3 separate regions of the Homo sapiens genome follow, and regions 1 and 2 are each linked to region 3. A link is a loop called in an ENCODE intact Hi-C map of the cell type or tissue named here. Cell type or tissue: dorsolateral prefrontal cortex. All regions are shown on one strand. Region 1 overlaps SLC22A15 (solute carrier family 22 member 15). Region 2 overlaps SLC22A15 (solute carrier family 22 member 15). Region 3 overlaps NHLH2 (nescient helix-loop-helix 2).

Region 1 (8,000 bases), 190 kb before region 3:
TTCTTATTGGTGAAACAGAAATAACAGTGCCTACCTCATGTTATACAAATGTTCGATATTGTCCTAATGTAATCTGGATTTAGCCCTTCTATTTATTAACCTCAAAAAAAAAAGCCATCTGAAAGCCTCCTGTTGAATCTATCACAGAATATTTGCTACCTGGTTCTCCTTCCTAATTCCAAGAATGTCCCACCCACTGTTGGAGAACCGACTTCCCTGACTTCATCTCTGTGGTTCAAATGGGGCCTGCCAAGTATAGTTCCTCTAACTGCAGGGTGACCCCAATCAGCTGAGCCGATCAGAGGCCTTACCCAAGACTTTAAATACTAGACTTGGAGCTGCTGGGCCCTGTCTGTGACTATGCAGAGGAAGCTTCTCAGAGAGGATGGGGAGCTGAAATGAGAAGCATCTGACTTCTGGTTCTGGGCATCTTCAACGCCTGGTTCTTCATGGTCTAGTTATCCTAACCAAATGATTTTCCCTTATATATGAGCTCATTAGAATGACAACAGGGAGAAGGCGTAGAGATGAATATAATAAGGCTCTATGTTACTTGGTTTAAAAAATTAATAAAAAATAAACATTTCAAGTCATCTTTTCTGGAGTATCATAGGTGGCTTTATAACCATGTATATGCCTTTAAGTACTATGCCTATTTTAAAATTTATTCTCTGCTTATTTTTAATTAATTTCAACTTCGCTATTCCTGCTCAGTTTGCACTAGTAAAAGCTAAACTTCAGCAGGTTAGAAAAGAGTATATAGTTATGACTTCATTTTTGTAAACGGTACCAGTAATCCATCTTCAAATACAGACCATGAAGTCTCCTTGAGTTATTTTGCTCTCCCCATCTCTACTGGTCCTTTAGCAAGTCACTTTCCCACCAAAATCCAGCTCAGACACATCCTCTTTCTTCTCCACTGCTTCCATCCTGTCTAACCCACCACTGGTTTCATGTGGCCAACTATAGCAGCCTACTAAATGATCCCTCAATTTCTGTACCTACCAGAGTAATCTTTCTGTATATGAGACCCTATCACTCCTGTATTTAATATGCCCCACTGGCTTCCCACTGTACTTCAAGTAAAAAACAAATTCCTCATTTGGCCCATCACAGGCCCTGTATCATCTGGTCCCTCTCAGTTACTTCACTCTTTCCTTAACTCTCTACCCTGTAGTCATGAGAACGTTTTCAAAACTTTTCAAAGAAGTTCCTTCCTGCTTCAAGGCCTGGGTCTTTGCCATTCCATCTAGCTAGAATATACTTCTCCCAGAATTTCACAGGCCTGGGTCTTCCTAATCATTCATGTCTTAGATCAAACACCCACATCGAGGTTTTCTCTAACTATCCTATTTAATATAGTTACTCCCCACAATTACTATCTAGCCCATTACCCTGCTTCATTTTCTTCATTGTACTTCTAATTTTCAGAAATTATCAATTTGTTCCACTTTTCCTAAGTAAAGCATCAGTTCCATGAGAGCAAGAACCTCCCCCAAATCATCCCTGTCTTTTCCACCTTTTTATCTAAAAAAAGCAGTGTCTGGTACATGGCAGAATCCGTTTAATAAATGAATGCTGTGGAATAGACATGCAAAGGAAAAGCTCTGGAAGCATACATAGCAATATGTTAACCATGGTCGTCTCTAGGGGAATAGGACTACATGTATTCTTTAGTTTGATGACGTGTGCATATATTTCTTAATTATTTTCTACAATGAACATGAATTGTTATATGAAGACATTAATATAAGAAAACAAATAATAAATATATTAATATGGAATTTTTCACAGCTTCAGTATTTTTTGTTTTTCACTTCTTAATAATTTTCAGTCAATTAGCCAGAAATCCTTTTTGTTAAGTACTACAATGCAAACTGGTCAAAAATGGATGCTTGCAGTTCGTACTTGTGTTTTTTGGTATATGTTTACATATTGTTTTTTACATATTGCAAATATTATTTTGTAATAAGCATAATTTTTCAAACTAATTTTCATTGCCAAATAATCAGGCTATTTCCAGCAAATCCCCTATTGCTGAACATTTAGGGTTTTCTCTGACTTCTTGCAATTCATAAGCATATTTGAAGCCACAGGTGTAGATAAAATCATTCTGGAAAGAAATCAGCTTGAAAAGAAAGACCAAGGACAAAACCCTGGGGAAGACCTCGGTTCATGAGAGAGGGAAGGAAGCTACTCAAAAAAAGTTCCAGGTGCTATCAGAGCCTTACTTTGTCCTGGGTGCAGGGCTGTGTACTGGTCTTCAGGGAACTCTCATACATGCTCTCAATTTCACATTGAATTTGGCAACCATGTGGTTTCACTGTTACAGTTTTTCTTCCTCTCTCCCTTTTCACTTTGCTACAGAAATTTTGATAGTCTCATCTTAACCCAGCATCAAGGATAAGAATGAGAGGTCAAAACACTCCAAGGGGACTCTTTTCACTGGCTTTAGGCAACTAGCAAGAGAGCAAGAGACCAGGGTTGGTCCTTTCCCCTAACACATGCAATATGACAGGAAAAATACTTAGATAATCTGGCAGGGTGGGAGTGGTATACGTTTTTTATAAAACAGCATCTTCATGCAACGACTAAAATCAAATATAAATACTATAATGGAGAAATGTTAAGAGGTACAAGAAAAATATGTATTCATGGTGCTCTACATGAGCACAATTTTGGACCTCAGGAAAACTGAAATCAAAGGAGAGAGTGCCTTTTTCCCTTCCCTGGATACAGGGAGCAGGCATGATCACCATCATTACCAACTTCTTAGAAAGTCCCAGGAAATTGGCCATACTATTCAGAAAAATGACCCTAAAGTCTCAATGCAAATTGAAGACTCAGAGGAAGCTTTTTCACTCATCCCAGCTTAGGACCAGTTCCAAAAAGGCTTTCGAAGTTGCTACAGACAAGGTGAATCCTAAGGCAACACTGTTTGAGACCAGCAGGAAGCCTGTCTGGAGAGGATGGAGCTGGTGTCTCTTCCTCTCCAGCCTAGTTCTAACTGGTCCAACCCTATGGATCCTTCCACTCGACAGCTGTTTAGTGGAGATGCAAACAGACCACAAGTCTACTTTATTTAGCCTTGTGTCTTCCAGCTCGATACAATAGCCCATACACTTCAAAAACAACACCAGTTAGAAATAACAGGTTGACCAGGCCAGCACTCACATGAGGTGACATGCTGAAGTTCCAAGAGGAGAGTCTTTGGGGAACAGTGGAAGATGACCTGGGTGTCATCAAGACCCAGGTTGCAGTTCTGGCCCTGTCAGTTATCAGCTGCTGAAAACAGGCATGTCACCTCATCTCTCAAAGGCTCAATTTCATCATCCATAAAATGAAGGTAGGAATCCTTAACTTGTAAGCTCCGGGAATATTACAGATGGATGTCAAATGCCTAGCATGGTAGCTGGTACATAAGAGATGGCTGGCACTGTGTATCAGGTTCTAAGAAATGGCCTTCTCATATAGATCCTCCCAAAGACACATTTCCATCAGTCACACGGTCAACCTGTTTCCCATATCCATATAAGAACATCCATGGGAAACATTCAACCATTGTCAAGTGAATGAAAGTAAAAGAAACAAAAAGTTATCATTGCAAACCTAAGTCTATAAAGTCTTAGACACAGTTACTTCTCTTATGACAATATTTGAAATTAAATAACCTTTTAAAATCATTTATTTTACTATCTATGTAGTTCTTGAGAAAATAATGGGATAGTCAAAAATAATTCAGAATACAGTCTCAATTTTGGAAATTAAATATCAATAAAGAAATGCTACAATAGTACTATGTTGACTTGAGAGCAGTAAAAACAAAAAAGGGCTGTGAAACAAAAATTTAATAAACTAGAATAAAAAGGCTGTAAGAAAGGAGTTTCTAATATTTCCTATGTCTGCACTATTTTTCAGTTTAAGTTGTAAAAATTTGCTAGTGTCCTTCCGAGGAAATCAATAGTCTCCACAGTAATCTGTAGGCAGTCCATGAGGCGGATGGCAAGCTCACATGTGAGGCAGGCCCCCAGGAAGACTGTCTACAGAGGAATATTAATAAAATGACTTGTTCAGGGTCATACAGAACCAAATCAGAAAAGCAAATCTAATAGTTGGATAAAGTACCTCAAGTCCAAATGCATTTCCAGACTCTAGGATTAAACTGGGTCCCTATAAAATTTTCTGGAGCTGCTCACCCAGTCCAGAGCTGCATGATTTAAGTAGTACCTGCAAGTGCCCAGTAGGCGGTGCCCACACATTCATTAAGCAAGACAAAGGCCACCAGCGACATCCCTCCATTCATCATGCCCACCAGGAAGCGAGTTACTGCAAAGAACTCATATGAGGGGGAAAATCCATTTGCAATTGCAAATAAGATGTCAAGAGCAAAACCTAGAAAGAGAAAACAATATTCAATAATCCAGAGGCAAAATAGCATTTGATGAAAGTAATAAATTATATTCATTAGCTTATAAAATAAATGTTTGTAAACTTAAATTTTCTGAGCTGTTTTTGTGGGTTTCTTTTTGTTTTTTTTTGTTTTTTTGTTTTTTTTTTGAGATGGAGTCTCGCTCTGTCACCCAGGCTGGAGTGCAGTGGCACAATCTCGGCTCGCTGCAAGCTCCGCCTCCCGGGTTCACACCAATCTCCTGCCTCAGCCTCCCGGGTAGCTGGGACTACAGGCGCCCGCCACCATGCCTGGTTAAATTTTTTTTGTATTTTTTAGTAGAGACGGGGTTTCACCGTGTTAGCCAGGATGGTCTCAATCTCCTGACCTCGTGATCCACCCACCTCGGCCTCCCAAAGTGCTGGGATTACAGGCGTGAGCCACCGCGCCCAGCCAGCTGTGTGTTTTTTTTTTTTTTTAACAGCTTCTCTTGGAAACTATTTTTTTAAAAAACCATAAGGTTTACTTTATTACATGATTTCTGTCAATCACAGACAGTTTTCAATTATTCACAATAATGCTGGAAAATGAAAAACCCTTGCTCATACTCAGCTTGTCAAGAGCACTATGCCAAGTCCTGTAGAGCTCATTTGAAATGAATCAACACAGAGAGATATAAGGAAATGGGCCTAGTACACTGTCACAGTCTTTTACTTCTCTCCTTAGCAACATGGCATAAACTAAAATTTGGGGGTTGCAGAAAGCACCATCACCTATGAACGGTTTAGAACACAAATATCTGACTTTAACTAGGTGGGCTAGTAACTTAAAGGTGCCTGGCCAGAAGCACTCAAGCTGCAGTTTGGCCTCTTGCCAGGATAATAAAGATCAGTTCTGTGTCCATATGCCAATTCCCGGAGAACCTTAAGGAAATAGTCCCCTTATTATTTCCCTAAGAATCTTAGAGAAATAAGCCCTCTCATCCAGTTTATGAATACTCTAATAGATTACCTGTGAGATAGACTTTTTTCCTTCCGAAGCGATCTGAAAGCTGACCAAAAGAGATAACTCCAACAAATACACCACTGAAGAAAAAAGAGCTTGCTGCACTGACTTTGTAGGATCTGTTGGCAATTAAAAACCACTAGAGGAAGATAAAACAAAAGAGAGACATGTAGGATTCAGTTAGCTATTAAAAAACCAAATGTGCAACAAAAACTTGTACACCAGAATTTCTATACTGCATGATCCACTATTAACCAGAATTCAGTAGAATTTGTCTATCTCAGACAACGTCCAATCAGATTTTATCTTCAGAAACACTAGAAATCACTATTATTATGATGCACTCCCACAGTACTCTATACATATCTTATTACAGAATTGAACACAATGTATAATAGCTAATTACTTATGCATCTATTGACTATGTCCCACATCCTAAGGCTCTGTGTTTCTTGAGAGGAGCCTTGTCCCATTTATTTCCATTCTCTGATGCCTAATACACTATATGACATATATGAAGCAATAAATACATGAACTTTTTGTCCAATTGGCTTATGGGTTTAAAATCTCTTGAGTATTTCCCTCAAAAAGATTAAACACAGAATTACCATATGATCTGGCAATTCCATTTCCAGGCATATACCCAAAAGAACTAAAAGCAGGGACACGAAAAGATATTTGTACACCCATGTTCATAGCACCTGTATTTGCAATAGCTAAAGGTGGAAACAACCTGTGTCTATCGATGGATGAAGGAATAAACAAAATGTTGTATGCACATACAGTGGAATATTACTCAGCTTTAAGAAGGAATGAGAGAATAGCCAGAGATTTGTTAAAGGATACAAAATTACAGCTAGATAGGAAGAATAAGTTCTAGTATCCATATCACTGTAGGATGACTATAGCTAACAATAATATACAGCTTCAAATAGCTAGAAGGAGGATATCAAATGTTCCCAATACAAATGATAAATATTTGAGATGACAGAAATGCTAATTACCCTTATTTGATCACTATACATTGTATGTATTAAAACATCACCATGTAGCCCATAAATATAATTATGTCAATAAAATTAAAAAAATAAAAAGGAAGAGGCTGAGGGGGGCAGATCACAAGGTTAGGAGATCAAGACCATCCTGGCTAACATGGTGAAACCCTGTATCTACTGAAAAATACAAAAAATTAGCCGGGCGTGGTGGTGGACGCCTGTAGTCCCAGCTACTTGGGAGGCTGAGGCAGGAGAATGGTGTGAACCCGGGAGGCGGAGCTTGCACTGAGCTGAGATCGCGCCACTGCACTCCAGCCTGGGAGACAGAGCGAGACTCCGTCTCAAAAATAAAAAATAAAATAAAATAAAATAAAAAGGAAAAAAATTCTGATTCATGCTACAACCTAAACTCTGAAGACATTATACTGTATGAAATAAGCCAGACACAGAAACACAAATATAGCATGATTCTATTTATATGAGGTACCTGGAATAGTCAACTTCATAGAGGCAGAAAATAGAATGGGTGGTTACCAGGCGCCAGAAGGAGGGGGGAACAGGGAATTATTGCATAATGGAACAGAGTTTCAGTTTGGAATGTTGAAAGCGTCCTGGAGATGAATAGTGGCAATGGTAACACAGCAATTTGAATGTATGCAATGCATCTGAAACTACACACTTAAATGTGAATAAAATGGTAAATTTTATATCACGTATATTTATGACAAAAGAAACTCCTTTAGTATCTTCTACTTTAGGGAAACTTAGGAACTTAAAGAGAAAGCAACCATTCTCTGGTTAAAACACCACTATCTCAAGTCTTGTCTAGTGATGTGTTAAAGATGATATTTGGTTATAAGAATAAAAGTGAACCCATGTCACAGAATAACCTCAGAGAACCAAGAGACCACTCATCCTTCCTCTTCCTGGTCCCCTTCGCTAGAATCAGTGCTGACAGGTGTGTGAAGGGCTCCTCCTCCTCGAGAACTTGCAATAAAGAATCTTCAGTTGCTCTCTCCACTTTTCAGATCACTCCCTTCTGATGCTTCCACAACCAGTCATCATGGCTCAAAGTACATCTAACTTCTCTCCTTCCCTCCTAGTCTTGTAAGACTGGATTGATAAAGGTCTTGACAAGACAGCTTCTGGACATCTCTATGCAAAACCACCCACCAAAAGGCTCAGGAATTGGGAAAAACAGATGAGAATAATGTCCCCTTACTAATGTATGCTTTACTTCTGAATTCCATTCTTCACATGCAATTCTTAACAAGGTAAATTAGCTGGTTTTCCTAGCCATTCTTGGATTTACTATTTCTTTCTTTCCTTTTTTTTCTTTTCTTTTTTTTTTTTTTTTGGCAGGGTTTCACTCTGTTGCTCAGGCTGGAGTGCTGTGGTGCCATCACAGCTCATTGTAGCCTTGACTCCCCAGCCTCAAACAATCTTCTTGCCTCAGCCTCCCAAGTAGCTGGGACTGGAGGGAGCCACTTTAAATACGTGGTTCAGGGGAGGATTCTGGGCGGAGGTGACATTTGTGACCTGGATGATGACAAGTAACCAACCACAAAAAAACTCTTCGGGGAAAATAATTGCAATGGCCCCAGGTGAAAACA
Region 2 (8,000 bases), 200 kb before region 3:
GGGCTCTTGTTATATCACATGCTCCAGCATGAGAGAGTTGTTGTGACTCACTCCTCCTTCTAGAAAATCACGGCCAAAAACACAGTTCCCAAGGCAATCACTGTCATACCTCAGGTGTGCTAGTGAAAAAAGAGATTGAAAACCAGCAATAGCTACAGAATGTCTACACAGGGGCAGTAATCAGGTTATATTAGAATGCTAAAGGGATCCTTCTTGAAGCTGTGTTTGCATAGAAAAGCTACACATATATAAAAATATCAGTTTCCTAACTAGGTGTTTTCACATTTATATAAGACTAAGAGACTATCCATTGTCACCAACAGTGAATACCATCCCCATTATTCTTGTTGTCGGAGTTCCTTGAGAGTCATGGTGGAGATTTGAGGGGTACCAAAGCCACCTTTGAGAACCAGTGGCTCTGCTCTGCAATCTTGTGGTTGGCTGTAATGACGAGTGCAATTTGCAACCTTGGATGAAGTTTCTTTCTGTGAAGAACTAATCAGTCCTCCTCATCATCAAATAAACAACTCTAACATCACCAATACTACATCTCAGTCACCCCAGATGGTAGCTTAATAGCCTGAAAGAATTAATAGTGCACCTCTACACACATTATTCACCCAGAGAATAGCTGAAGCAAAGGAAAGAATCTGGCCCATTATATCCCACACAATTGCTAAACAATATGCAATCACAGAAATGAAGCATGCCATATGGTCATCTCTCCACTATATTATGATTCATTGTAATGAAAGTACTGTTCAAAACCCTTGTAGAAATTTGAAAGGCATACCTTTCTTTTCTGGAAGAAACATTACAATAAGACAAGCCAGTCCTCCTAGGCACAGAAATGCTGATAATGTTCGCTTCCGACCAAACCTAAACAATAGAAAGAAATTACACAGTTCTCTTAAGAACCTTATAAATTCATCTGTTTCTTCCCAACCTTCTTATTTAAAAATCTTCAGTTTCATTATATATGTTCATCTCCTCTTAAGGCTAAGTGGCAAATGTGACTGATAGGAAACTGACTAGGACTCAAAATAAATAACCACTATAAAACAAAGGGAAAGTTGCTGGATGGCAGGATTAAGTGATTTGTGTGAGAAAAGGGCATAGTATCATTCTATCTATTTCCATAAATCCTAAGTTTCAGACACTGTTTTAAATGTTTACCATCTATTATCTTATTTAATCCTAATAAAATTCCTGTAGGCATGTACTATTATATTCTCCATCTTTTAGAGAATGAAACTGAAACAAGGAGAATATTCTAACAGCTCCCTTTATTTTCTGGTTACCTTTTCTGGTTTTATGCAGTTTAAAGTTTTGGCATTTTTCTTAAGTCTCTCTCTCTTAAAAATACACACAGAAAAAAATTTGTCAGTGGGTTAGAAATAAGTGAAATGCTATTTCATACTTTGTTGAAAGAAGCAATTTTCAAATAAAAGCCTTAGACTTGGAAGAAAGATATTAACATTAGAAAGTCTCCCTTTTCTAGGGGCTTACAACATGCTAGGTACTTTTACTAGGAACCTCAATAATTTTGATAATTTTGCCAGTGAATTTTACAATCCCTGGTTTGGGGATAAGTACGAAGGGAGGCTTAGTGAAGAAACTTGTCAAAGTCATAAAACGAACACATGGCAAAGACTAGATCTGAATTCAGGTCTGCCTGGTCACAAAGGTAGCATTCCTTCCCTCTGCTTCAGATTTCAATCCTAACTCTGGGGGGCGCTAAGAAGGTCTTGAGTGTTCTTTTCCAGGTCATTTTGCTTAATTTAACAGTCAATATGGAAGGCCTTTCAAGTAACACACACCATGCTAGGCAAGCACCAGGGATACAAAGACACATAAGATACCCCCATGGACGGCTTCCTTATAACACTTTTAAGTGGCCCCAGAGGTATGCACAGGGTGCTAGAGCAGCACAGAGGAAAGGCATCTGGCACAACTGGGGGTGCTGGGAAAGATTTCTGAATACAATACCTGATCCAGCTCTTGGATCATGATGAGAGTAAGCTGTAGCCTCTATCACAGGGATCAGCAGAGGCAACTGGGAACACTCCCTGGGAGACAAGCCTTCAATTTAACAGAATCCAAACCTGCCCTTCAAAACACTCTAGACTAAAACCTCATGACAAGGGCATTAAGCACAACACCAAAGAAATTCTGAGTTTGGCTGGAATGATGATTTTTGGAGAAAAAGAAATGGCATAATCCAACTGATTCCCAGCTCATACAGAATGGGATTTTTAAGTGGCCTGGTCAGGCACTAAGTAACAGAAGCAATCTCAAAAACTGAGGAAAGGGTGCTCTATAAAATAACGTTTAAAATCTATCTCAAAACTGTGCCCACTGACAATGAGTAGCAAAAGAAGGTTTTATCTTCTGCCTCCTCAACAAAGTAAGATGGGCCACAGAAGATAAGAAAAGTCTTTCTAGTTCCTTCAATTATTTGTCTTCTTGTAAGAACTTCTAAATATTTATTGCTAATTGGGTTTATAGAGTTTCATCTACACAGAACTAATAATCTCATCTCTGGAGACTAACAAATTACATACAGACTACTCATAAACCCTCTGATGGTAATATTCAATACTATCTTGGATTTCGATATTCAATATTGAATTGAAATCTATATAAAAACTCGTAAACATGAAACTCAAGAAATCCTGCACTAAGAAATGAATTCTAACTGTTTTTAGATGGAAAGAAACTCTAATCACCACAGAGCAATCAGCTGATACTGCATACAAAGACAACACCATATAGATATGCATGTGTATCAGAGGGCATATGTGTATGTGTGCATTCTCTACGGTGCACTTCATATTCATCCACACTTACTCACCATTTTTGGTTAATCAAGTAGATACAGAGAGGGTAAGATGGAATCTCTATGAGGCCAGACAGGGCCAGGTTGGCATAAATACTTCCACCTAGATCACCCGCACTCAGAGTTAGGCCATAATACACCAAGCTGCACACAAACCTGCAATTGGGAGTCAAAGGACCAGGAGGTAAAAGACAAGAAGGACAACAGAAAAGTACATAAGAATTTGCCAGAGGAGATTCAAATATTGGTTCAATATAATTGCTTGATCTGCTGTAAGCAATAAGCTTGTCTCTCCTACTAATTTTTCTATTTTAATCTAAATTTCAACACTAGGAAAAAACAAAAAAATTATGGGGGTTTGGAAATAATTTGAGCTATGTCTATATGTTATATAAATCAAATGGATGGCCAGCCCCTTAAAGAGGAAAGACATTGCATGTGCTTTCAGCAAGCATTTCTGCAATTAATAGAACACAATGACCCTATTCTTTATTTAAGGCAACAATTTATGGAACACTTGTTATAGATAGTTGTAATATTATTGAAATGATTCTAGAAAAGAACTCCCATGGAGAAAGCCAACAGAAGATGGCCTTAAGAACATGAGCTGAGAAGTGACTGGATCTTCAGTGGGTCACCTGCAGGCCCAAAATGACTGGCACTCCAATCCCCAATGATCCAGACACTTCCCATTGCAGGTTTTAACCCCATCCTGCATTCAGCAGGTGCACATGATACAGACTCCCAGAACAGGAAAGAAAAATTAAAGGTCACAGCAAAGGCAGGATCTTCTAGGAGGAACAACCGAGGAAGGGTCACTTAAAAAGCCATTAATTTATTTATGTACACCGTTCCTGAAACAAACAGGGAGCTCCTCTTGGGTGGCAGGCATAGTGCTAGGCACCAAGCCTCTCTCCTACAATCCAAGAACTAAAGAGCTGAGGAAGCCAAGTGCCAACCTAAAGATCCAAATCAGGGCTTCCTCAAACACAGTAATGGTGGTAGTAGGAACTTCTATGCCTAGGAAACTGCATTATTAAAATAAAACAAAACAAAATAGAATAGAATGAACAAAAATAAAACCCTGAAACTGGGCTTTACAAAAATATGAATATGTTTGGTAAACCACAAATTTCTATACAAGCAGTAAAACACCGAAGCTTTGTTAAGTTCATCAGGTTTTATGCTTTTGCAACACAGTTTGATCAGTGTTTATTAAGGGGACATTCTCATTTGCTTCCCTTTAGTTTTCCTTAGAGAAACTCTAATGAGCTGTGGCTATAATGAGATCAGTCAGGAAAGGGAAAGTTTTATTTCCATCTCTGCTTAATCTCAGAAGTGGGCCAAGTACCCCAGGCTGTAGTAATGTAAGAAGAGAGAGATGTAAAGAGAAGGGACCCTCAAGCTGGAGTGGTTAGTAGTCCAGCCCTCCCTAGCAAATGAGCCAGAAGTATTATGCATGATTTCTTACTGAGATGAAGTGTTATTCATATACCAAGGACAACGGGCAGGATTGTAGCCAGGACATCACATGTAAGGATGCAAGGTGACACTGCATTGTCTGTTCTCACTGTCTCCCAGGTATCTTGCATGAAAGCAGAAGGCAAAATAAATTTAAATCCATGCAGTTTTCTAAAACGTTTTTAAAATCCCTTACACCTGCAGAAACAGCATTTACATAATGCTGTTTCCCAGTTGGTTTTCTGTGTCTGTTCTGCATTTACAATAGAAATTCCAGCCACACACACACACATACACACACACACACACACACACACACACACAGAGACACCCCTATTTAAATCAAGCTGTGACAGTATCAAGTCAGGGCAAGAATAGACAAGCCAGTTCAGGACAATAGTGGAATTTAGTTCCCAGCTGGTGGTGAGAGAGAACGGGGAGAGCATGAAGCATGGAAGGCCCATTGTCCCCAGGGCTGGGCCTCTGCTCTGCAAGTTGCCTTCGTCATAGAGTTGGTCATTGGGATCCATAATTACAGCTATTAAAATCATTTCAATCCTCTTTATGTCCCCCAAACAAAATCTAAAATGCTTGCATAATATTTAACAGTATATTTAGAGCATCAAATAATTATTTAAAAAGGCACTATTGTGGAAAATAACTAAAGGAACAGATGTTTAACACAGAGGTATAATTTGAATCCCCAGTTAAGGCTTTCTTGAATGACAGATCCACAGAGAAGATTTTAGAATTTTATAGCATCTTCAAAAAGAACGGCAATATGTGGAGTGACTGTCTCTATTATCACATGTTTTAACATTCTCAGCCTCAGGGAAGAAGTTTATTTGGCTGTGTAAGAAATAAAATGAACAGGGACAGTTTCCCTGGCCCTAAGTCTAGGGTTTGTTTGTTTGTTTATCCATTGAAGGCCAGAACCCAGAAGTTAATATACATGGGGGAAAAAATAAAAATAGTGAATAATCTGCAACAAGTAGGTGGTTCCTCCAAGGCAGAGGTTGACTGACTGTCTATGTGATACACAAATGTAAAGTTTTATGGAGCCCTAAGTACCTGAACATACTTTGTAAGTATTTGCTTTTGAATGGGTAGAACCTCAAATTAGCAGCTCCTATGTTGTGTTGTCAGGTTTGGCTTTCAACGGTTTTCTTAATCTCCATGCCTCCAAGCCTCAACATTTATTATGCATCTGTGATATTCCTAGTGCTGTGATGGTTCTGTGGGGGAAAGCAGCAGTTGGTTAACATGGCCCCCAACCATACAGGTGGCAGCCACTGCTTGGGTAGAAAAAGAGTATATGATATAGAAAAATATCTTTGCAGCTTCTTATTCTAAAGCTACTATTCTTTGTAGCTTTATACATAAGATCACTTTCATATAAAATCACTTTCCTTTATCCCTGCATGAAATGTAGGGCTCCATGCAGGCTTCATGGCAAATACATATAAGCCACAGCACAACTGTCCTTTAGGCTAGTAGGTATGATTTTGCCCAGATAACACTTATGGCACATTAGCAGTATGTACAATATCAAAACACATGTGCAATCCACAAATTGTATGCACCCATCCATTTCTCCTCTTTCTACAACTTCATTCTTTAAATGAAACCATCTTGAACCGCTGAATGCAACTTACACTCACGCTGAGAGCATTTTGAAAGGTAGGTGGGAATAAGCTAAACAACCAGAAAAATCAGGTTCAGAAAGTGCTCATCAGTTCAATCACTGATTTACATATGTGGCTTAGGGTTCATCACTTCAAACTCCTGGGGTCCCATCTGTACAAGGGATCATATTTAGCCCACCTCAGTGAGTTAGTGAGTGGGAGTGCCACAGAAAATGCAGCATGGAGCACCGCAATCAGAATGTGCTAGCAAACTGCTTGATGCCAGTGCCAAAGGTAAGTATTTTTAAAGTCCTATTTAAAAACTCATCTATTTCTACCATGCTTATTTGCTTTCTTTCCTTTTTTGCAGGGGAAGGGGCAGGAAGGCTTAAATATTTATGATAAATACCTCAAAAGCAAAGATGTGCTTCTGATGTCTACTTACTCAAGCTCAGTGGACCTGCCCATCAGGCACTATCATCTGCTACTTGAGAAAGACGGGGCTGCGCAAGCAGAAAACCAGGCGCTAAGGATCAGGAGACTTGCTGTTGAGAAAACAACCTCAAGCTAACAAAAGAGGTAAAATTCCCTGTACCCTGAAGAAGGAGCAGGATATCAAGAGAAGCTCGAGCAACCTTAGTTAAAGAGCAACAGAACACGCCTTAGTATAATTACCAGATGAACATCAGGATCAAAGTGTGTCCTAACAGGACCCGGTAACGAAAGAGATCCAGGAAACTTCCAGTCTCCCTGCAGCTCCTGTTGGCTGGGTGTGTTAGTGAGAACGTGCACTTGAGTTTGCGGTTCCTCTTGGCAATGAGGTACAGCGCCTCTTCAGCCTCACTCAGTCGACCCTGGGAGTATAACCAACGAGGTGATTCAGGAATGAATCTGAAAGAGATGTCATTAAAGCCTGTATATTCATATAGGTACACGTGCACAGGAAGGAGACAAATCACCTACTCAGTACGTGGATTCCTGCACCACAAATGGGATTCCATGTTAGACTTAAAGTTTGACTCTCCCAATAACATATGAAAGGGCTACTTTCAACAGCATGCTAACATTAAATGGTAGTCTACTTTATCACTGAAAACCAAGAACATGCTTTACAATTGCAGTTTAAAAAGCAAACAGTATGCATTTATTTTTAAATAAATTTTAATATGTGAATTTTAATATGTTAAATATTAACATATTATTCAGTCTATAGGACTGAATAATGAAAATTCTTCATAAAGCACAGGTCAAAGATATGGCTCTAAATCCTAGCCAAGTGTTGTTTGAAAATACTGTAGAGACAATGGGTTTTTTTAAGTTCTAAAAAAGCCTGACAAGATAGAAATCTTTATTATCTCATCAGGAAAAAAAAATTTAAACTGAAATATTTTTAACATAGTGACATGTAGGAGGTAGAGATTATCTTAAGACTACACATAAAGATGAAACCAAGTTTACCAAAGCTACTTTTGAGTGTTTACTGCTTCAAAATACTCAAATCACCTGACACACTGGCTTTAATATGTCCTGAGGATATTTCCTGATCCCCCAAGACCTTAAAGAATAGAAGTTATTTCCTGACCAACTTCTAGTTACAAAACAACAGTTATTTTCTAATGTAACTACAAAGTGTTGGATAATTATATTGCCATTGATATATTCAAAGAGTTTCAAAACTTAAATATTATGTATCTTTTTGCCTCTTCCCCATTTTACCTACACTTTCAGAGGACTTTCCAAAGACAAAACCAAGGCAGGAATATGGAAGCCTTGTTTACAAGACACAAATCAAGGTTGTTTTTTTTTTAAATCTAATTTGACATTATCTGCCTAAAATGAAACTTAGATGAATAAAACTGGCTATTTACGGTGCTTTATAGAATTCACTGTGCCTTCTAATAAGGATAGTGAATTAGGAACAAACACTACAGGATTTGGAAACTTAATGGACAGCCAGTCTGTCAACAGCCATTTATTGAGCATTTCAATTTTGTACAGAGTAATGTAATGGTGCTGAAAGGAAAGATGCTGGAAACCAAAAGGCAGGAGTTTTCCCAGGAGCTTTGCTACTGAGG
Region 3 (8,000 bases):
GGTGCGACTGGAAACTTTCCTTTCTGTTGTGAAAATAAAGATTATATTAGAATCCAAATAAACCCTGAATATTTAGTAAGTTTAAAAAGACAAATTGAGAACAAGTAGACACACTGTGGGAGGATCTGAGCTTGGTGATATTTTATCCCCAAGATATGACACCAAGGTAGACAGGAAAATCCATATTTAAATGGAAACTTTAATATCTGATTACTTTTGCAGGCGAAGTGCCCCTTTATATATCCAAAAACATCTATTTGTGACCTTAAACATGTGGACCCATAGGTGCAGTTAGAAAAAGACAACCTATTTTTATTTATGTTAGAAGGAGTAGAGTATTTTTTTCAAGACATTTATTTTTCAGAGTGGTGATACTTTTACTTTGGATACTCTGTGCCAATTTATTTATAGTCAAGTGTTTACACTTTTTCCTGTGGAATAATTATGTCTAACTTTTTACGTGTTTGTTGAGATTATACTGTGGTCTTTCTTTCTGCTCTAATTATATTGCACTTGTATAACAAATTTCCCACTTCTCCCTGTTTCTAAACATATTTTATATATTAAGATGTTTGTTCTTGAAAGGTTCTTTTGTTGTGAGATCAGCAACACTAGCACTTCACTATTATAGTTTTTTAAAAAGTGTATTATTCTTATCTGTAGTTATGTCTGAGAAGTCCTTTACAAGCTGTTTATAAGGAGAGTAGCTTCTTTGTGTGTGTGATGTTTGTGCGTGTGATGAATTTAGCAAATTAAGTTATTTTCCTAAAAAAAAAAGAAAAAAAGAATTCAGAACTACTTTCCTCTGTGACACCAAAAAGAAAAGTCTATAACCTGAAAATGTTTCATGTTCTCTGCTGTGAAACTCTTAAAACAAGGAGTGTATTTTAGAGACAAGGGAAAAAAACCACATCTGCTATCCAAAGATTTTAGTCTTTTTCAGGGTTTTTTTGTGTCTCTGTTGCTTTATATAATGCAATATTTTGTAGTGAAAATAGATATAATCTGGTTTCTATCTGACGAGTTTTTCATATCTCATGAATGGTGCGCTGTTTTGCATATAAATAAAGGTATCAAATAAAGTCCTCTCTTTTATTTTAAGCACACTGTCTAAAAATAATGGACATGTTAGCTGAGCATGAAATATCTTAATGGACTCAATTCCTTAGAAAGGAACTGGTAAGCACAACAAAATCTTAACATAAACATATTTATGTAGTGAAATATTTGATGCTCAAATTTGGACGTGGATCAGTCCCATAAATAGATGCCCTACATATGATGGTGACATAGATCATTCTACAATGAGGAAAAGAAGTATAGTGTTTATATAAAATATTACTTGAATTGTGGATTCTTTGCCTCTAAAAGAAAACTTAATAACTCTCTAACCCAGCCTCTTCAAATTAGAGTTGGGAAACTGAGGCCCAAGGAGTGACCTACACTAAAACACATAGCTATTTAATGGCAGTGAGAAGAAGATCCCTGATGTGATGACTCTCAATCCTCATGGCACTTATTAAGAACAAGGTGTGTATTACTATTGTAATACTCAAACATCCAATCAGTACACAGATTCAAGACAGGGCATCCGCAAACAAGAAAAAAAATTGAGCCCTGGACCAACCTTGAGATAAGAAGAATGACATCTGCAAAAACCTGTGGCTAGTATAAAAATGCGAAATGTATTGCTTACAAATAGAAGACATAAATGACTTAAAAACTATATGTACATATGCATATATAGAATATTATGAAGTATGAGTCTATATCACACCAAATCTCTGGTTTCAGAGTAAATGCAGTTAGATGGATGCTTGGCCTTATGCATATAAAATGTCTGTGGGATTGCTGGTATTCTTCACTTTTCACCCAGGTGTCTTCTTGTCAGCTTCACAGATACCTACTAGGTAGGACCTCATCCTCTCCCTTATATGAAGGTGTATAGTAGGAAAGTACTTCCTAGTGTGTGAAAAAGAACAGCACCTTCTGTTGCCTTGTATCTGGACAATGTCCTGGCCACTAGAGCAATGACTGGTTACTCTGTGACCTGCAAAACACATGAGTGCCTGTAGGCCTTCTCACCTCTAGGCAGTGTGGAAGGATAACCACTCCTAGTTCTTATAGCACCTCTCTATTATACAAGAGAATAATTAGCCCTGCTCCTATGCCAAGGGTATGAAGTCAACTTCTAACCTCTGGAAACCTTCCAAGTGCCTGTCTTTCCCAGTTTAGGGGCCCAACTTCCAACTGACCAACACAGACCTCCCATTCACATGTAGGAGGAACCTACTGATACACTCCCCTAGACAAAAGGCCCTTGGGATTTGGACAAAGGGCCTTAGGGATTTGGACAAAGGGCAGCATCCCTTCCTAGCTATGCAACCCATGTGATTTCAGGAGAGGATCTTTGCAATGTCATTTCAAATCCAAAGCTGCTGAGCACCCTCCAAGAGAGACAAGCATGGTGGCAGTCTGCTAGACCAGAGGGTGACTGGCTCATTCCCTGAGCACAGCGCAGACACAGTGATTATTCGCCCATCCATGAGGTCTCGATTCTTCTTTGAATGACGATGGTGAGCATTCATTCTTACATTTAACCTTTGTTTATTGAGGACCCACTGTGTGCCAAACATTGTTCTAAATGCTGAAAATAGAGCAACACATGAGACAAAGTCTACTGGAGAAAAGCAGTACACTGAAGCGAAAAAACCCCCAATATTTGATTTTAGATATTGCTAAATGCTATGAAGAAAAATAAGCAGGGTAAAGAACACAGGATGGGGGCTGGACGTGCTGGTGCTGGGTAGCATTTTAGAGAGGGCTGTTGGAGAAAGCCTCTCTGAGGAAATACATTGGTACCCTCTGCCTAGAGACTTAGGCCTGCTGGACCAGCTTATACAGTTGCTGCCACTGGCACTGCCTTTTCTTTTCTCATCCTATTAAAATGTTCTGAGTGCTCATGCGACCAAAACAGTCTGTGCAGGTCACTTACCTTTCCGCAGCTGGCCCCAGCCTCATCCTTTACCCTGAGCTTGGTCTTTCACCAAACAGACCCAGAACCACATGTCTTCCTGCTGTCCCTTCACCTTCTTCTCTTTGCCCACAGCCACTCAACAACTTGCCAGGCCATTGCTGCTCCCCAGAAAGCCTAGCCCCAGCTGGCCCAGCGGACAAGACTGCCTGTGCTGAATATTTCTCCACCCAAATGGACTTCCCCTCACTTCTACCACTGCCCGGAAACTTCCAGAGAACAAGGGTAAAAGTATTGGGCAAAACAACCTTCCTCTCCAGGGAGAGGGGAAGAGGAGGGGCAGTGTATGATGGGATGGGATGGTAAAGGAAGGGCCGACTGAGGAGAGAGGAATGGGTAAGGAGGAAATGAGACTGGGTGGGAGTGGGGGACTCTGGAGGGAATACCCGCTTCCCACAGGAATGCTGTTTGCAGGAGCTCCCTCCAGTGGCCCTGCCCCATGAACACGTATCACCAGAGCACTATGATAAGGCGAGTAGCCAGAGCCAGCCTCTGTGATGCTGTGATTTATCCAACTCTCCTCACTGCTGTCTCTGGCTACCAGTTTTCTTGCTGATGTTTGGGGTGGAGAGAATTTAAGGGGAGAAGAGGGCCAACTTAAGAGCATGCACAGCCAATACCCTTTTCCATATTTAGATGTGCTATCTCATTTATCAGTATTAGTAGTCGAAATAATAGCTAATGTGGGTTGAGTGTATACTACATGCTTACTAAAGTGCTTTGCATGCATTATCTCCTGTAATTCTCACAACCACCCAGTGAGGTAGGTACTTTTATTGTCTCCATTTAACAGATGAGGAATTTGAGGCTTAAAGAAATTAGATGACTTGCTTAGGGCCATGAAGCCATGTTTATCAGTTTATCAAAGTGCCTGCCCCTACCCATCATCCTCTAGAGTTGTCCTTTGATAGAGGGGTAGCTGTGCCACTCACACACCACCCCCCTTGGTGCCTGCACTGCATCTTTCCATCCATGTGCCTAGGGAAAGCTTCAGCTCATGTAATGCCTAAGGAGTGCTGCGTCTGCAGTACACACAGCTGCCCAACCAATGGGACCAGTGGAGGCCAAAACCAAGCCTGTGCTCTGTATGCCAAGTCAAGCATGTGCCTTGGCTTGAAGTTGGACTACCTGGAGGAAGGGGAGCATTTTTCTACTTTGCAAGAAAACACTATAGGATAATGGTGGCCCTGTGACAACTCCCCCACCAGGGCACCGTCATTCACTACCACATGGGTGAGGCTGGCTCCATCCACACTCCTCTGCACCTTCCAGCCCATTCTCACGCTGCTTCTAGACCTATCTTTAAAAATTAGCGTGCCATCCTCCTTCGTGAATGTCCATTTTATTTTTTAATAAAATTCAAGTTCCCAATCTAGGCATAGAAATGTTTCACAGTCTTGTTCCAGACCCTCACTAGTGCCATTTTCAGCCACTCTCCAGAGATTAAATATTCCTGCAAACTCGGTTTCCTCACTTCCCCAGAGAGGCCAAGTCTTTTTCTTTTACGACCTGGGCCTTTGTATTTACTTCCCCTTTACTCACAATGCTCTCCCCTAACCTCATTTTTTACCCAGAAAATTCCGATGATTCCACTGTGACCCAACTCAGACCACACGTAACCACACGTATCATTACAAAGCTTTCCGTTTCTTTCAGAAGCATTAGCTGCTCTGTTCTCTGAGTCCCACATACATACATCGTTTTAACTGAATTTACCTGTTTCTCCCATCTCTGTGTTTGAGACCCAAGACTCTGGAGCCAAGTTCGGGCCCTGGCTCCAATTATTCTAAGTGTATGACATTGAACATGTTACTATATCTCCTCAAGCCTCCATTTTCATCCATAAGATGGGACAACGTATGTACCAATCTCAAATGCATGTCATGAGGTTTCCATGGGATAATGTATAGTGCTTATCAGAATAGGAATACATGGGAAGTGCTCAATAAATGTGAGCTATTTTCATTACCTTTGTATTTATAATATGCACAGGAATTAACATAGGATAAGCTAAAATCAGCTTTAATTCTTTAATATAGTAATGATTTGTGGTTTCCACCAACTATATCCATCTGCATATGATACATTACTAACTCAACAGTCAGCCAGAAATCATCCCCATCTTCTAAGACAGGAAGCATAGGTAAATTAATAGTCATCCATGGAATACACCACACATGCACACCTGTAGAGTTATCTACAGGTCTGAAAGCCCCACTCGACTCATGATAAAGGCCCAGTCTATGCCTTTTCTCTTTTACCTTGGTTTTTCCCATAGCACGAATGCTGTGATAAGCACTATAGCAGACTGGTCAGAAGCACAGACTCTGTCAAAGCTAATTTTTAAAGATAGGTCTAGAAGCAGAGGGCCAGTTTTCAGGCCTGCTCACCCATGATAGGTCAGGCAGAGGGGGATGAGCGGGCACTCACATCCAATGTGTGTGTACGAGCAATTGCCAAAGTTAAGGACGACAAGGGGTAAATTTTTTTTTTTTTTTTTGAGACCAAGTCTCGCTCTGTGGCCCAGGCTGCAGTGGTGCAGTGGCGCAATCTTGGCTCACTGCAACCTCCACCTCCCAGGTTCAGGCAATTCTTCTGGCTCAGCCTCCCGAGTAGCTGGGATTACAGGCATGTACCACCATGCCCAGCTAATTTTTTGTATTTTTTGTAGAGACGGGGTTTCACCATGTTGGCCAGGCTGGTCTTGAACTCCTGACCTCAGGTGATCCGCCCCCCCCTAGGCCTTTCAAAGTGCTGGGATTACAGGCGTGAGCCACCGCGCCCAGCCAGACAAGGGGTACATTTTTAAGATAGAAGGAAAAGTCATCAGGGAAGGTGGGTTAGATCAGCTGTGAAAGTCCCCTCAAATATGCAAGTGCTCACAGATGATTTTCAGGAAATACTGTTCGTTTTACTGTGATAATGGTATATTTGTTGTTAAAAGAAAAAAGAGTCCTTATCTTTTAAGAGATACTTACTGATGTCTTCATGGATGAAATGATGTGATGTTTGGGATTTGCTTCAAAAAGTCTTAAGGGGTAGTGAGAAAGACAGGATAAGAAAATAAATGAAATGTACTTATTGGTGTTGTGTATATTTGAATCCATTTCACTATTCTCTTGGCTTTTGGAGATGTTTTAACAGTTTTCCATAAGAGCGTTTTTTAAAATGTAGTTGCTCAGAAAATTTGTGCCAGTTGATTTTTACTCACCAGGAAGTCGACTCCCGCTTAAACTAAGGCCACCACCCTCTTTCACAGAGCTCCACCCTTTAGCACAAGTCACCTCATGCCACTCAGAGAACCATCTCCAGCCCTGGTTACTTTTTGTGAATGCACCAGGTATTGCTCCACAGAGTCATCTCTGGAGAAAGTTTTTTTCTTTGTCTTTGGTCAATGATCCTCTGTCCCTCTTGGCAGACTGACTCCAGTGGCCTTTTATTTTCAGTTATTCCATCCTAACCCCAGGGAATCCTAAGAGGACCCGCCCCCATATACATATCTACCAATCACACCACCTTTCTCCTGATTCAAGAAGCCCCTGAAATCTTCCCTTTTTCTGATATATTGCTGGAATGATCAGCAAGGAGATGAAGAACTCCCTCCTGACCTGGAAATACTTACTGAAATGAAGCAGGAAATTCCAACAATTTCTCTCTCCATTATCTCAAGAATAATTAAACTGTTTAATTCATTGTTAAAAAGGTTTCCTGCCATAAATGCTAATATAGTGAGTGCTATTGAGCTCTTTATAAGCACAAGACATGTTCTAAGTACTTAACATGAGTTAACTTAATTAATTCTCCTAACAATGCTACTGGCTAGGTACTATATTTTCCCTATTTTACAGGTGGAAAAACTGAGGCACAGAATTAAGTAACTGGTTCAAGGCCACAGCCAGTTAGTAGGAGATGGAGAATTGAGCACAGAAGCCTATCCATGGCCCAAAGTTGCCCTGCGGGGTGTACTGGGGTAGCTGACAGCGGGGGGCTGGCTAAATACAGCCACAGGTAAAGGGGAAGCTATCAGGGACTGCTGGAACATGTTAGAGTGGATATGCTGCCAGATTCCAATTTAGGCAGATTTTAAAGATTAAATAAAAATCGGGTGGACTCTTTCAGCCATTGGCCAGGCACTAAACTCAGGAGGGAACTTTGGAGTGAGGACCTCCTAGACTTCCCTGGCAGCAGCAGCCTGGAGCCTGAGGGTCATTTACAACAGGCCAGGGCCTCTCTTTGAGGTCTGTTGCATATTCTGTGTCTGTGAGTCCCTCAGGCCCCTGGTAGAGAGGGCTCAGCTGACCTGAGTGGTTAAGTGACTTGCTCACAGTCTCAACATCCTGCAGGGCGGAGCCACCTAGAAGCCTTTCACACCAATCCTGTGCTCCTTCCACACATAGACCCCACACTGTCTACCCTGGGCTGCGGCCTAGGGACTAATAGCATCAGCAAAAACTGCATAGGCATAGCATTCACCCTGTGCGAGGCACTGTCCATTATTACCTCATTTAATTCTCTAAAAATTCAGTGAAGTAGAAGGTGTTATTATTCCTAAATTATAGATGAAGACACTGAGACACGAAGTTAGGTGATATGCCCTAGGTCACATTGCTAGTTAGGATTGAAATGGGAAAATGAGTCTTTAGGGCAATACAATTAAAAAGCAAATACTTTGATAAAAGGAAAAAAAATACGTTTCCTTTGTTGTGAAAATAAATAAAAATACACGACAGCAACTGAAAGTGAGAACAGGTTTTCCCTTAAGCGGCGTAGGCCCTGGACTAGAAATGGGCCCTGCTCAGTGGACTTGTCCTCTGGTGCCACTCGGAGAGTCCGAAACTTCAAAGGGACTGCAAAGCAGCAGGTGAGGGAGGCCTCCGTGTGGGCTGGTTCTGCGTGTGTCTGGAGAAGGCTCTGTGCTGACATCATGCCTTATATAAGCTCTGGATCAAGCCTGGGGGAGGAGATC

What was found. Hi-C counts contacts between places; a loop is a spot of excess contacts. Peaks named below come from ENCODE experiments on the same cell type or tissue, not always from the same donor. Only the 100,000 strongest peaks of a DNase experiment are listed, where the experiment ranks them.
Region 1: a loop joins it to region 3, with 5 times the contacts of the local background. A loop is called at or near these places in 3 of 110 quality-filtered maps.
Region 2: a loop joins it to region 3, with 4 times the contacts of the local background. A loop is called at or near these places in 3 of 110 quality-filtered maps.

What each region holds. Positions count from the first base shown.
Region 1 is chr1:116,017,113-116,025,112 of GRCh38, reverse strand. It overlaps SLC22A15 (solute carrier family 22 member 15), which reads right to left. Exons shown (of 12, transcript NM_018420.3): 3 at 5,399-5,531; 4 at 4,228-4,392. Among named protein-coding and RNA genes, the nearest start is that of SLC22A15, 45 kb to the right of the region's middle. In dorsolateral prefrontal cortex, a CTCF peak has its summit at 4,240 (motif pointing right); a DNase peak (open chromatin) is centred at 4,262; H3K27ac peaks cover 3,010 bases.
Region 2 is chr1:116,030,182-116,038,181 of GRCh38, reverse strand. SLC22A15 (solute carrier family 22 member 15) reads right to left here. Exons shown (of 12, transcript NM_018420.3): 6 at 6,601-6,816; 7 at 2,855-2,995; 8 at 794-879. Among named protein-coding and RNA genes, the nearest start is that of SLC22A15, 58 kb to the right of the region's middle. In dorsolateral prefrontal cortex, no CTCF peak of the experiment used is centred here; a DNase peak (open chromatin) is centred at 4,741; H3K27ac peaks cover 7,861 bases.
Region 3 is chr1:115,829,459-115,837,458 of GRCh38, reverse strand. It overlaps NHLH2 (nescient helix-loop-helix 2), which reads left to right. Exons shown (of 3, transcript NM_005599.3): 3 at 1-1,082. Among named protein-coding and RNA genes, the nearest start is that of NHLH2, 7.7 kb to the left of the region's middle. In dorsolateral prefrontal cortex, a CTCF peak has its summit at 3,455 (motif pointing left); a DNase peak (open chromatin) is centred at 7,978; H3K4me3 peaks cover 403 bases; H3K27ac peaks cover 33 bases; H3K27me3 peaks cover 2,459 bases.